Linked DNA regions of Homo sapiens: region 2 is linked to region 1. A link is a contact called in ENCODE Hi-C or POLR2A ChIA-PET data. All regions are on one chromosome and are shown on one strand. The core of a region is the stretch at or near the end of the contact, and the rest is flanking DNA. Distances in the headings are between cores, read along the strand shown. Region 1 holds the start of FAM118A (family with sequence similarity 118 member A). Region 2 holds the start of TBC1D22A-DT (TBC1D22A divergent transcript).

Evidence for each region. A loop is a pair of places that touch in the nucleus more often than their neighbours do. ChIA-PET counts read pairs that join two places held with the same protein, here RNA polymerase II (POLR2A). Pooled maps may share reads with other maps.
Region 2: a loop to region 1 is called in a map with no recorded cell type, with 10 times the contacts of the local background. The contact joins the promoter of TBC1D22A-DT here to the promoter of FAM118A in region 1. A Hi-C loop is called at or near these places in 2 of 37 single-sample maps with no recorded cell type and 8 of 50 pooled maps. POLR2A ChIA-PET finds 5 or more read pairs at or near these places in 1 of 52 experiments (OCI-LY7).

The regions. Positions count from the first base shown.
Region 1 is chr22:45,306,263-45,312,556 of GRCh38, reverse strand. FAM118A (family with sequence similarity 118 member A) reads right to left here and starts at 2,623. Exons shown (of 9, transcript NM_017911.4): 1 at 2,374-2,623. RefSeq lists an enhancer at 753-1,561 and a silencer at 2,278-2,957.
Region 2 is chr22:46,761,278-46,767,571 of GRCh38, reverse strand. It overlaps TBC1D22A-DT (TBC1D22A divergent transcript), which reads left to right and starts at 5,044. Exons shown (of 1, transcript NR_186691.1): 1 at 5,044-5,661. TBC1D22A (TBC1 domain family member 22A) reads right to left here and starts at 4,922. Exons shown (of 13, transcript NM_014346.5): 1 at 4,724-4,922. The coding sequence starts at 4,785. RefSeq lists enhancers at 3,205-3,254, 3,275-3,354, 4,395-4,474, 5,175-5,304, 5,041-5,875 and 1 more and a silencer at 4,215-4,274.

The DNA.
Region 1 (6,294 bases), core at 1,374-3,873:
GATTACAGGTGCACACCACCATGCCCAGCTAATTTTTTGTATTTTTAGTAGAGATGGGGTTCTGCTATGTTGGCCAGGCTGGTCTCGAACTGCCGACCTCAGATGATCTACCCTCCTCGGCCTACCAAAGTGCTAGGATTACAGGCGTGAGCCACCGCGACTGGCAAATTAATCAAACCTAAGGAAGGGTCATGGGAACCCCAACTTGAAGCTGATCGATCAGAAGTTCCAGAGGCTCAGGCTTGTGACTGGTGTCCGAAGGGGTGGAGGGCAGTCTTGGGGGACTGAGCCCTCAACTTGCGAGATTTGATGCTATCTCCAGGTAGTATCAGAACTGAATTGGAAGATACCCAGTTGGTGTCTCTTGCACAAATGACTGCCCGCTTGGTGGCAGGGAGAAACCTCTCCTCACATTTGGTCACAGAAGACATCTCTGTTGATTGTCGTTGAGTGAGATAATAGAAAAAGCACGATGGGTGGTTTTTCCACACACAGGTTCTCTTCAGGACCCCTAGCCCAGCATGGTCCTGGCCCACCTCTGAGACTCAGCCTCTCCCCACCCTGCCCCACTGCGTCCTGTGTGGTCATTAGACTATGGTGAAGCACACACACACAGTCACCATGAAGCACTAAGGCGACCACAGACCCTACGGTAATAGGACAAAAACCTCACTTAAAGTTCAGACCCCAGGCTCAGACAGGAAAGAGCGGGAACCAGTCTTCTGGGCCTGGGCTTTCAGAAGCTTAGCCCCGTTCCAGAAAGCCACAGTCCCCCACTACCACCGCCTTGGTCCAGGTCACCCCCATCTCTCATAGGGTCTTGCTTCCTCCAAAAAAGTCTCCCCACCACAGCCACATGGATGGTTCAAAAACACACCAACTCCCGCCCCTCTCCTCCCAAAGCCCTTCAATGGCCACCCACTCCCTTTAAGTACCAAACCCTCCACTCAGCTTAAACTGGGCATGCTTTGGTCCTGACTGGCTCTCAGAATCACACCCTCTTTCTTGTCACTCCCACCTCAAACCCAGTACTCTGCAAAAGTCCCAGCTTCTCCCATACCAGGTCTCTAGCGAGACACTTCCCTCACTTCTCCCCCTGACCACCTCCCACCTTCCTTCAGCTCAGCTGGATCATTTCTCAGGACAATGGCAGGTGCAGTCGTTCAAGAAAGGGCCAAGGGCACGGTGGGCCTCCGGGAGCAAAGCTGGGTTCTCCGCAGTTAGCATTCACTCCCACGCCACCTTCATTAGGTGTGCTCCAGCCACACCTCCCGCCTTCCAACACTGTGTGCCGTGGCAGCCTCTCTGCCTTTTGACATACTGGCTGTCCCCTGAAACTCTGCCTGGAATGACCCTGGCAAACTTCTCCTCTAGCTCAACCTTCAAGAATCAGCTCACCTGCTGCTTAGCATCTCCTCCCCACGACTCCTAAGACGCCCTCCTTAACACCCACCCCTTCCCAGAATCCCATGCCCACCCAGATGGGTTCCCTGCCAGCGACGACACAGCTTCCTCCAGATAAAAACGACCTACTTGTCTTATGCCCCAGGTCCCTAGGCCCTGACAGCAGGGACCGTCTCATCTCTATTTCCAGTGTCAATTCCTGGAGCCTATCAGGCATTCAAAAACAAAATGTTAGTTCCTTGAATGAAAAAATTAAGGAGGAGACAACCTAAAAGCGTCCCCATGTGCCCTAACTCGCTCCCTCCCCGGTTCGGCCGCCCTCGGCCACCTCAGGTCTCCTGCTCTATAGACTGTCCTGTGGGGCCACCTGAGTCTCAGCAGAACATTAAAACTTAAACCCGGCCCTGCACCTGCAGGCGCGGGGACCACAGCTTAGGAGGTGGTCGTCGGGCGCGCTGTTACCGTCTTAAGTTATCACCAGACCTGGGAACACTTCCACCCACGCCCCGCAGGTCCAGGGACCTCAAGTTGGAGAAACCTAGCCCTGAGATCAGGTCGGAGAGGGAGCCTCAGGGTGGGCGGCACGGGGACCCGGGGTCTCGCGGGGCTAAGGACACTGGGAACCACGGCTCCCCACAGGAAGATGCCCCGGGCCTGGGGGCTTCTGAGGAGGTTGCTGGAAGCAAGTCCCAAGGGAACCTCGAGAGTTTCCGGAACCAACAGTTCTCAGGGCCCACTAGCGGCCGGGGTCCTCAGGGGGTCTCGGAGTCCAGAGAAAATCTTGGAGTTTCGGGGTTCGCGGGCCTGGAGGGGCAGGGCGGATCCTGAGGGGGTCTCGGGGGCAGGGGCTCCAGGGGAAGAGCTGAGAGGGAGTCCTGGGGTGGCCCCGGGGCCGGGGCGGATCCTGAGGATCTCGGGGTCCCCAGGGGCTCCGGATGCAGGGACCGCGGGCCCGCCCCGCCCCCTCACCTGCGGCGCCTCCGAGACGCTGGTCCCAGCTCGCGCTGCCACCTCTTCGCCTCCGCAGCCGGCTACGCCTCCGGGGTCTCTCGGCGGCCGCGCACCCCTGACGCTGGGCGGGGCAAGGGGATGGTTCTCGGGGAGGGGACTGCGCAGGCACGCGGGCTAGAAGCGAGAGCGAGAGCCGGAGTCGGAGCCAGAGCGGACGCCACGCCGCCTCCAGGCGCCCCTCCGCGTTAGCCGGCAGCGGCGCCGCCGCAAACCCTTCCCCCGCGCGCCCGCCCCAGCCGCGTGAACGTTCCGTCCCGAAACCAACGGCCCCGCGGTCCCCGGAGGCCCCGCCCCGGGGAAGGGCGAAGCCAGGACGCGCGCCCCGCCCCGCCCCGCCGCCAGATCCTCTGGCACCGCCCACCTCGGTGACCACGGTCCCGCCCACCGGGGAGGCCACGCCCCCGGGGTCTCCAGCGCAGGCGCGGTCGGATGTGCGGGGGAGGGCTTGCGCTGGGGAGCGCTTGGGCCTAGAGTCCGCGTCCTAGCCCTACCTGGCCCGGCGAGCCGCGCGTCCCGTTTCCTCATTTGCAGAAAGGGGGCGGGAGCACTTTGCAGGGACGTGGCGAGCATCAAGTGCGATCGGAAGCGCTCCTTTGCAACTGCATCCTGCACCACACTTAGGCACAGCTTCTGTCCCCAACCCAGACCTGAGGCTGGTCTCCGTCCCCCAGCAGACTCCTGCCCGCTTAAATTGGCCAGTCACCAGCCCTACCTTCTTTCTTTTTCAGAGTACTTGTCACTCTCCGAAATTAGGTACGCTTGTGACTGGCTCCCACTTCCCCTGAGAGCCGGTACCTTGTCCGTCTTGTCCACTGGGGGTTCCCAGAAGCCAGCACGGCGCTGGGCACACCATGGCCGCCCACATGTTTGTGCGTGCGTGAGTGTCTTCCCCGCGCTCTTCCCTCATCAAGAAATACTCTTCCCCGAGGCTGAGAATTTCTCCTAAAAATACAAGAAATACTCTTCCCCAGCTTAGGTTCGATCCGGCGAGGCCCCCTGACTCCTCGCGCATCCCTGTCGCAGGTGCCGCGTCCGTAAAGGGTGTGATCCTAGCACCTACCTTGTGGGTATTGCGAGGACTGAGATTGTGCGTGGGTGGGCTGGGCACGGGCCCCCTAGCGATCTTATTACTCCTCCTTTGTCTGCCACTGAAGTCTTTTACCTAAACAAGACCCAATCCACTTCCTCTTCCCAGCCTGCCCTGCCCAACCTGGAGTCATTTATTACTTCCTGTCTCCTTGGCACCTTTTTTTCCTGCCTGATTTTAAAGTTGGCTGTTAATATCTCCCCCTACCCTAGCCCACCAGAAAGCTCTCATTTTGTGACAGAAGGTAGTGTTGTGTTAGCGGCCTGTGAAATTTTAGGGGGGGCCAGAGCCCAGAAAACAGTGGGAGCAGTGACTCTGGGATGAAGAGGGCAGCCCCTGGGTGCTCTGTATGTGGGGTCAGGCACTCCCTGAGCACTTTGCATGCGTTCCTTCATGGTGTTCTTGGAACAACCCTATGAGGAAGGCGTCTTCATTGTTATTCCAGTTTAACAAGGGGAAGCTCAGGCCCAAGAGGTTGTGTAGTTCCATGCCTCAGCCCACACATGTAACCACCACTGCATACAGCTCCCCAACCCCTGGAGGTGCGACTTAAATGCAAAAAAAGGCCGGTGGCTCACGCCTGTAATCTCAGCACTTTGGGAGGCTGAGGCAGGTGGATCACCTGAAGTCAGCAGTTCCAGACCAGCCTGGGCAACCTGGCAAAACCTCATCTCTACTGAAAATACAAAAATTAGCCGGGCGTGGTGGCGGACACCTGTAATCCCAGCTACTCGGGAGGCTGAGGCAGGAGAATCACTTGAACCCGGGTGGCAGAGGCAGCAGTGAGCTGAGATCATGCCACTTCACTCCAGCCCGGGCAACAGAGCGAGACTCTGTCTCAAAAAAAATTTTTTTTAATGCAAAAGATATATAATTCAGTTCATGAACACCTGCTCCTGTACTGGGTGCTGAAGCCCGAGACCTGTGGGAGATGTGGCCCCTTCCCTCATGGAGCTCCCAGGCCCCAGCAAGGATTTTGATTAACAGGACCTTATGGGCTGGGTGCTGCCGAGGTCAGTCAGACCCAAGACTCTGCGCAGGGCATCCTCTGAGGGGTGGTGGGACCAAAGCAATCGTAACCTCCAGCCACATTCAGCACCATCTGAGATAGGCTGGGAGCCTCAGCCCCTCCACCCAAAAACTCAGCCAGTCAGCCTTACAAGAGCAAGGACAGCAGGAAGGATGCCTCAGGAACAAGGGCTCCCCTTTTCCCCACATCTGAGAGAAACACAGCTTTTTCTCAGGTTGTGGAAAATTACTGAGAGACACTGCCCCCTGGGCACCTTGACCATTCTGAGTAGATAAGGGGGCAGATATGGCAGGTTGGCAAGAGGTCAGCGTGGTGCTGATGTGTGGGTGTGACACATCACTGGGCACTGTGGGGTGTCCGTGTCTGTCCCAGCCTCCACGCAGCCGACGTGAGCACAGCTCACACTAATGAAGATGTATGTGCACAGCAAGCCTTGTCGTCAGGAGCCCAGCGACCAGACCTAGTCCATATCTTTCCTTTTTAAAAGTTTTCAAATTAAAATATATTTTTTAAATTTTTAATTATTTTTCATGGAGACAGAGTCTCACCATGTCTCCACCAGTCCAGGCTGGTCTTGAACTCCTGGGCTCAAGTGATCCTCCCACCTCAGCCTCCCAAAGTGCTGGGATTACAGGCATGAGCCACCGCATCCAGCCCAGACTCAATCTATTTGTGTATTGAGGGTATCTTGAGGGGCGTTGGTGCATTTGGAATGTACATACCTGTGTGTGGGCATATACACTACTGTGAATTGAGCACCTACTGTGTGTCAGGCGCTATTCTAAGCTCTTCATAGGCATACCTTTCCTCACTGTCGCTGCCACCCTGCGTGGTAGGTGTTATTAATCTCCTTTAACAGACCAAAAAACAGGCTCAGAGGCGTTAGAGCAACTAGTCCGAGCTGGTAAGTGGGCATCTGCTTGGAATTGCTGCCAGGGTCTGTCTGGCTGCAGAAGGAGCTTTGTTTTGCACTGTCAGAAAAGAGAGAGCCAACAGATTCACAGGCAGGGTCCCTGGTGGGATGCTCTAAAGAATGGACAGAAAGGACACCAGAGACCACATAACAGTCCTCCCATCCTGGAGAGGAAGTTGTTGCTTTATTCTCTGGACAAACCCACATCATAACACATATATGCCCTGCACCGGTGTACAAGAACACACCCCACAGAGATAACACGCACCATGCAATATACACCCTCACACTGTGTGTGTCATTACACATACATGCTGTAAACACACTCATGGTAAAGGAGCTAATCAAGCCTTTTAGAGCCTCCCCACATGCCACCCATGCCCATGTCTATTTCCTGTAGAAACTCTCCTGCTGCTCCCTGCATCCGGGCAGGCTGGCAGGAGGGGCTGTGATGCCATTGCTGAGCAGCAGGCGGGGTGTGTATGGCAGGCAGGGGAAGGGAAGAGGGGAGCCTGCACCTTGGAAAAGTCTCTCTGGCCCTCCTTCTCCGTCAGCTCGTCTCCTTTCCCCAGACCCCACCCGTGCCCCAGCTCAGGACCCCTTACTGCTGGCCTGGAAGTTTTGCAACAGGCTGCTCTGAGGTCTCCACTCACCAGTCCATGTCACCTGCCACCAAGACACGCCATGTCCGGGAGGACTGGCAGGAGCACTGAACAATATCTGCTGAACACCCGCTGTGTAAGGAGCCGAGGACATAGCGGGAAAACCAGCACTGCCCTCGTGGAGCTGACAACATGGTGCGCCAGGCCCCTATTGACTCCAATAAGAATGGCACCATGTCCAAGAGGC
Region 2 (6,294 bases), core at 3,795-6,294, 1.5 Mb before region 1:
CGGCTCTCCCACTGCACTGTAAGCTCTGGGAGAGCAGAGATCTAGGTCTATTTTGTTCACTAATATTATCTCCAGCACCTGGGGCTGTTCCTAACACATACTATGGGTTGAATACATATTTGCTGGATCAGCAAATCATCAAATTCTCAAAACTGGTCCAAGAAGCCCATTCTTTTCTCCTCAAAGAGAATCGTGCTAAGCCAAAGATATCTCCCCATTTGCCATAGCTACTTAAACCAAACTCAACCGCTTTGTGCTACAGATACAGACACTGATGGCCCCAGAGGTAACTTGGTGAAGACCACTACCGGAAAAAGAAAGTTAAAATCTGGACCACCAACTCCTAGTCCTCTGACTAGGAGGGTCTATCTACCACACCACACATCCTGGCTCATCCAGAAACAAAGTTTCTAGGAAAGCGTCAGCCACATATGCAACCTAAGGACCAGGGTGTGCATAAACCGAGGGTCTACCAGCAAGACCACCTCTCCTGCAGTTTATAGCCCTGGCCAAACCACTCACTCTCCAGGCTAATCGAGGAGATAGTTCGGAATAAACACCAGGTATCGGTACTGACAATGCAAGAATGAGAAAGATACTTTTCCTAAACCTGTGGATCTCACTAGTGAAAGCAAGCACATACCAGGGAGAACAGGAAGCCAGAGGCACCAACAACACTGAGTTTGATGCAAAAAAGGGGGACTTTAGTTCAGGCTGCATAAAAACAGGAGGTGTGGGCCGGGCACGGTGGCTCATGCCTGGAATCTCAGCACTTGGGGAGGCCAAGGCGGGCGGATCATGAGGTCAAGAGATCGAGACCATCCACACCAACATGTTGAAACCACATCTCTACTAAAAATACAAAAAAATTAGCTGGGCATGGTGGTGGGCGCCTGTAATCCCAGTTACTTTGGCAGCAGAGGCAGGAAGATCACTTGAACCCGGGAGGCAGTGATTGCAGTGAGTCTAGATCACACCACTGCACTCCAGTCTGGGCGACAGAGCGAGACTCCATCTCAAAAATAAAAAAGAGTTGAACTATCTGAAAGATCCCTTACTAGTCTTGTATTGTACAGTGGGTGTAGTCTTCCTCCTGAGTTTCCTTGAGATGAGGGCTGCACTCAAAAACAAAGAGGAAAACAAGGCTGGGTGTGGTGGCTCACGCCTGTAATCCCAGAACTTTGGGAGGCTGAAGCTGGTGGATCACATGATCAGGAGTTCAAGACCAGCCTGGCCAACATGGTGAAACCCCATCTCTACTAAAAATACAAAAATTGCCGGGCACAGTGGCTCAAGCCTGTAATCCCAGCACGTTGGGAGACCGAGGCAGGAGGATCACAAGGTCAGGAGATCGAGACTATCCTGGCTAGCACGGTGAAACCCCGTCTCTACCAAAAATATAAAAAATTAGCCAGGTGTGGTGGCAGGCGCCTGTAGTCCCAGCTACTCGGGAGGCTGAGGCAGGAAAATGGCGTGAACCCGGGAGGCGGAGCTTGCAGTGAGCCGAGATCGCACCACTGCACTCCAGCCTGGACAACAGAGTGAGACTCCGTCTCAAAAAAAATACACACACACACACACACACACACACACACACACACACACACACACACATAAATTAGCTGGGCGTGGTGGCCAGTGCCTATAATCCCATCTACTCAGGAGGCTGAGGCAGGAGAACTGCTTCAACCGGGACCCAGGAGGTGGAGGTAGCAGTGAGCTGAGATCATGCCACTGCACTCCAGCCTGGACTACAGAGAGAGACTCTTGTCTCAGAAAAAAAAAAAAAAAAAGGAGGAAAACAAGGCCAGGCATGGAGGCTCACGCCTATAATCCCAGCACTTTGGGAGGCTGAGGTGGATGGATCACCTGAGGTCAGGAGTTCGAGACTAGCCTGGCCGACATGGCGAAACCCCATCTCTACTAAAAATACAAAAAAACAGACAGGCGTGCTGGTGGGCGCCTGTAATCCCAGCTACTTGGGAGGCTGAGACAGGAGAATCACTTGAACCTGGGAGGCAGAGGTTGCAGTGAGCCAAGATCACACCACTGCACTCCAGCCTGGGCAACACAGTGAGACTCCATCTCAAAAAAAACAAAAACAAAAACAAAAACAAAAAAAGAAAGAAAACAATCATGGGAAACAATTGAAAGAGCTGCCAAAGCCACAGGAACCTGGCTAGGATCTCCACTAGCACTGTGCTTGCATAGGTGTGGACTAAATAAATACGCAGCTAGTGACCAATCACCACTACTGATAGGAAAACGGGCACCCCTCTGTGACTCCTCCTTCAGGGAAGAGTTCCAGCCTGCCACCTGAAAGAGCAGCACTGCCAGAGGCTTGAGCCACAAGACGGATGGGAGACACAGAGGCTTCACAGGCCTTCCTGGTGCACCCAACCTCTCCTTCTTCTTCTGCCCTCTTCAGTGACAGCCTCGAACTCTCCAAGACTCCAACTTCACAAAGGTAATACAGAAGCTGCTCTCAAAAGTGCCTAAGACACAGAATAGCATCAAAGTCAGAGGAAAAGGAAAGCTGGTGTTCGGTATTTCAGGTTCACACAGAAGAAAGCTGGAGACTGTATTAGTCTCCTGTGGCTGCCATAACAAATTACCACCAACTGAATGGCTTAACACAACAGACACTTATTCTCTCTCAGTTTTAAACGCCAAAAACCCAAAATCAAGTGGTCATCTGCAGGGCCATGCTCTCTGTCAAGTCTCTAGGTGAGCATCCTTCCTTGCCTCTTCTAGCTTCTGGTGGCTGCCAGCAACCCCTGGCTTTCCTTGGCTTGTAAATGTACTATTCCAATCTCTGTTTCTGTCTCCATAGGGCCATTTCCCTGTGTGTGTCTCTCTGTATTCAAATTTCCCTCTTTTTATAAAAATACTAGTTGACGAACTAAGGCCCACCCTCATCCAGTATGACCTCATTTTACCTTGATTACTTGTGCAAAAACCCTATTTCCAAATGTCACATCCATAGTTTCCAGATGGACATAAATTCAACTCAGTATAAGGACAAATTACCAAGAGCCACAGCCTTCAATCCAAAGGTTGAGTCACTGCTGTAACTCCACACAGCAGCTCTGTTATTCTTACATCTAAGCTGATTAAGAATTAGAGTTTAGACTGATGAGGAACCAAAACCTTAAGACCTAAAAGTAACACATAAAAGTTACACTGTCATGTGGCTCCTCTTCCCTGGACTCTTATGTTCTACAGCATTTGTTCCTGTCACTACCAGGACCTCCTACCCACCACCATTCCAGAATCTTCACTCACCTTGGACCCTGACACTGGTTTTGTTGAAAGGTCTTACTGTTCTCGAATCAAGCACGGTCCTGTGGAGTCGAATAGGGTCTCCGGCCACCTTTGATGACTCCCTTCATTCTCAAAGCCACTGTCTGAGCTGTCAGTAACTCACGCTGCTAACCCCCAGATCACTCTTAAAAGTAAACTTTCCTTTTTTTTTTTGAGACAGAGTTTCGCTCTTATTGCCCAGGATGGAGTGCAATGGAACGATCTCGGCTCACTGCAACCTCCACCTCCCAGGTTCAAGTGATTCTCCTGCCTCAGCCTCCCAAGTAGCCAGGATTACAGGCATGTGCCACCATGCCCAGCTAATTTTGTATTTTTAGTAGAGACTAGGTTTCTCCATGTTGGTGAGGCTGGTCTCAAACTCCTGACCTCAGGTGATCTGTCCACCTCGACCTCCCAAAGTGCTGGGATTACAGGCGTGAGCCGCCACACCTGGCCAAAAGTAAACTTTTCTAACTGGATGCAGTAAATTCCAAAGTTTATCATTCAAACACTCAAACAATAATATTTATTATGAAACAGGAGTACAAACCATTTTACTGTGTTTATGAATGATTCTACTCAGACTTATCTTCGTAACACAATTCATAATTTTCAGCATTCCAGACTTCAGCTTTGGAACAGAACTATGTTCTGAAATCTTGACGTTTGCTTATCTCTGATCTGTTTTCACCAGTGGCTGATTTTATCCTAGGTACCCTCCACGTAATGTCTCATTCCCTAGGGCCCTGGCATAGCTCAGCGCCACAGCAATCAGACAAGGACTCTGGAGCTCTGGAGCTGTATAGCATCTAGGGTGTACCCAGGTCATTCCAGCCGAAGAAAAAAAAAAAAAAAAAAAAAAAAAAAAAAAAAACTTCCTGCTAACACAACATAGGAGGTGGTTTTGACACCAGCAAGCAGAAACATGGAAACTCACAGGGAAACTCTAGTCCTCTTCTATGCTCAAGGCAAGAGCCGCAGCCCTCAAGAGACCACAGGCAAATCAAGTGGGTCAAAAACACCACACCCCCTGCAGAAACTGATCCACCCAGCAGACGGGGGGCCTCAGCCCGGCCAGCTTCCGGACTCCACCAAACTTCACAGCATGACCCGAATCAGTTCCTTCCAGCCTCCCCAAGGAGCCCAGGAGTTTCTCGGAAAGAAGCCTGCCAGTGTCAGGAAAAACGCCAATAGCTCCTCCTCGTCCTTGCAAGCCTCGATCCTACGTGCAGCCACTGTCACCCCCAGACCCCACGCTCCGACCTCCGAGCCCCCCAACGCCCGTCACACCATCCAGCAGTCTCCTCAGAGTCCAAGTTGCCCTCTCCAGACCCCCGACTCCACCCGCAGCCCAGGAGGCCAACGCGGCCACCTGACCTCTGACCCCTGACCCCGACCTGGCCCTCCGCGGCACACCCACCTGCCCGGGAGCTTGCTGTTGCTGCGCTTCCAGAATTGCTTCCTGGCCCCGTCGCTGGCCATGGCCCCTCCTCATCCCTCAGACCCGCGGCCCAGACACCCCGAGTGCACCCGGCCCTCCCCTAGCGGCCCTTTCCTGTGCCCCGGGTGGCCCCTCACTGCTCCCGGGACTCCAGAGCCTAGAGCCGAGAAGCTCTTCCGCCTCCTTCCGGAAGTTGTGCCTACGCGCGCCCGGAAGTCCCGCCTAAGTCCCTGGTGGCGAGTGACGCAGCACTCCGAGCGCCCGTCGTTATTAAAGGGCGACGCCGCGCAACGCACGTTACACGCATCGCGGAGGGAGCGGAGGTGGTTGGGTTTCTGAGTTTGAGTCTGTCGCTCCTGGCTCTCCCGACACAACAGCGGCGCCCACCTGCCCGCAACGGACTCCCAGGAGCCTCGAGCTCCTCATTTCCAAAGCTGAACTGCCCCGTGTCTGATTCCGATTTCTCTTGAGCGCGTTTCGGAGCCGGCCCAGAACAGAGGGAAGCCAGACACACCATACCCGGCCCAACAGTGGCAGGGCGGCTGCGGGTGCTGGTCAAGCTGGGTCACCCGGCACTGAGTGACGATCAGCAAATACTCAGTGGACGAAATATTTGCAGTGCAGTGAGGTGAGGGGCATAACCGCGGAGCGTATTCGAAGAGATGAGAGAGACTGGGGATTAGGCCAGGCTTGAAGGGAAGAATGGTTTGAGCACCGAGGACAAGAATTAATTCCCCAGGCCTGGGTTCCAGCCTTGTGCGGCTATCACGTGCTTGAAACCTGGCTAGTCCGGAGTGAGATGCGCTTTACGTGTAAAATACAGGATTCCAAAGACGTCGTATAAAATAATTTGTATATTGTTTGCATGTTAGGTAACATTTTTAATGTATTGGATTAAATAAAATGCATTAAAATTATTTTTACATTCCTTTTACTCTTTTTAAAATTATTTTTACCTTTTTTATTCTTTTTTTCCGGGGGGGACTGGGGGTGGGTGTCTTGCTATGTTGCCCAGGCTAGTCTCGAACTCCTGCCCTCTAGTGATCCTCCTGCCTCACCCTCCCCAGTAGTTGGAACTGCAGGTGCACACGTTATGACTAGATCTTTTTACTGTGTGTGTGTGTGTGTGTGTGTGTGTGTGCAGAAAATCACTAAAAAAACCGTGTCTGGTTTGCATTACATTTCTGTGCTTCTTAGACCAAAGATTGAATGCTCAGGGACTGTCATTTCAGACTGGAGCTTTAGTGTATTTGGAGCTCCTGCCAGTTCTCTTTTAAAACAAAAATCTAAGACATATTTTCTGATTAAGAATTTCCCTGGAGGCTGAGGCAGGAGAATAGCGTGAACCCGTGAGGCAGAGCTTGCAGTGAGCCCAGATCGTGCCACTGCACTCCAGGCTGGGCGACAGAGCGAAACTCCGTCTCAAAAATAATAACAATTTCCCATGCCTCTTCATTTACTGGTAAGTAACATTGACTTAGTACTTACTATGTGCAAGGCGTCCTACTCTCCTAGAATCCTCTCCTAGTAGGGCTCAGAAGGCCCCAGGG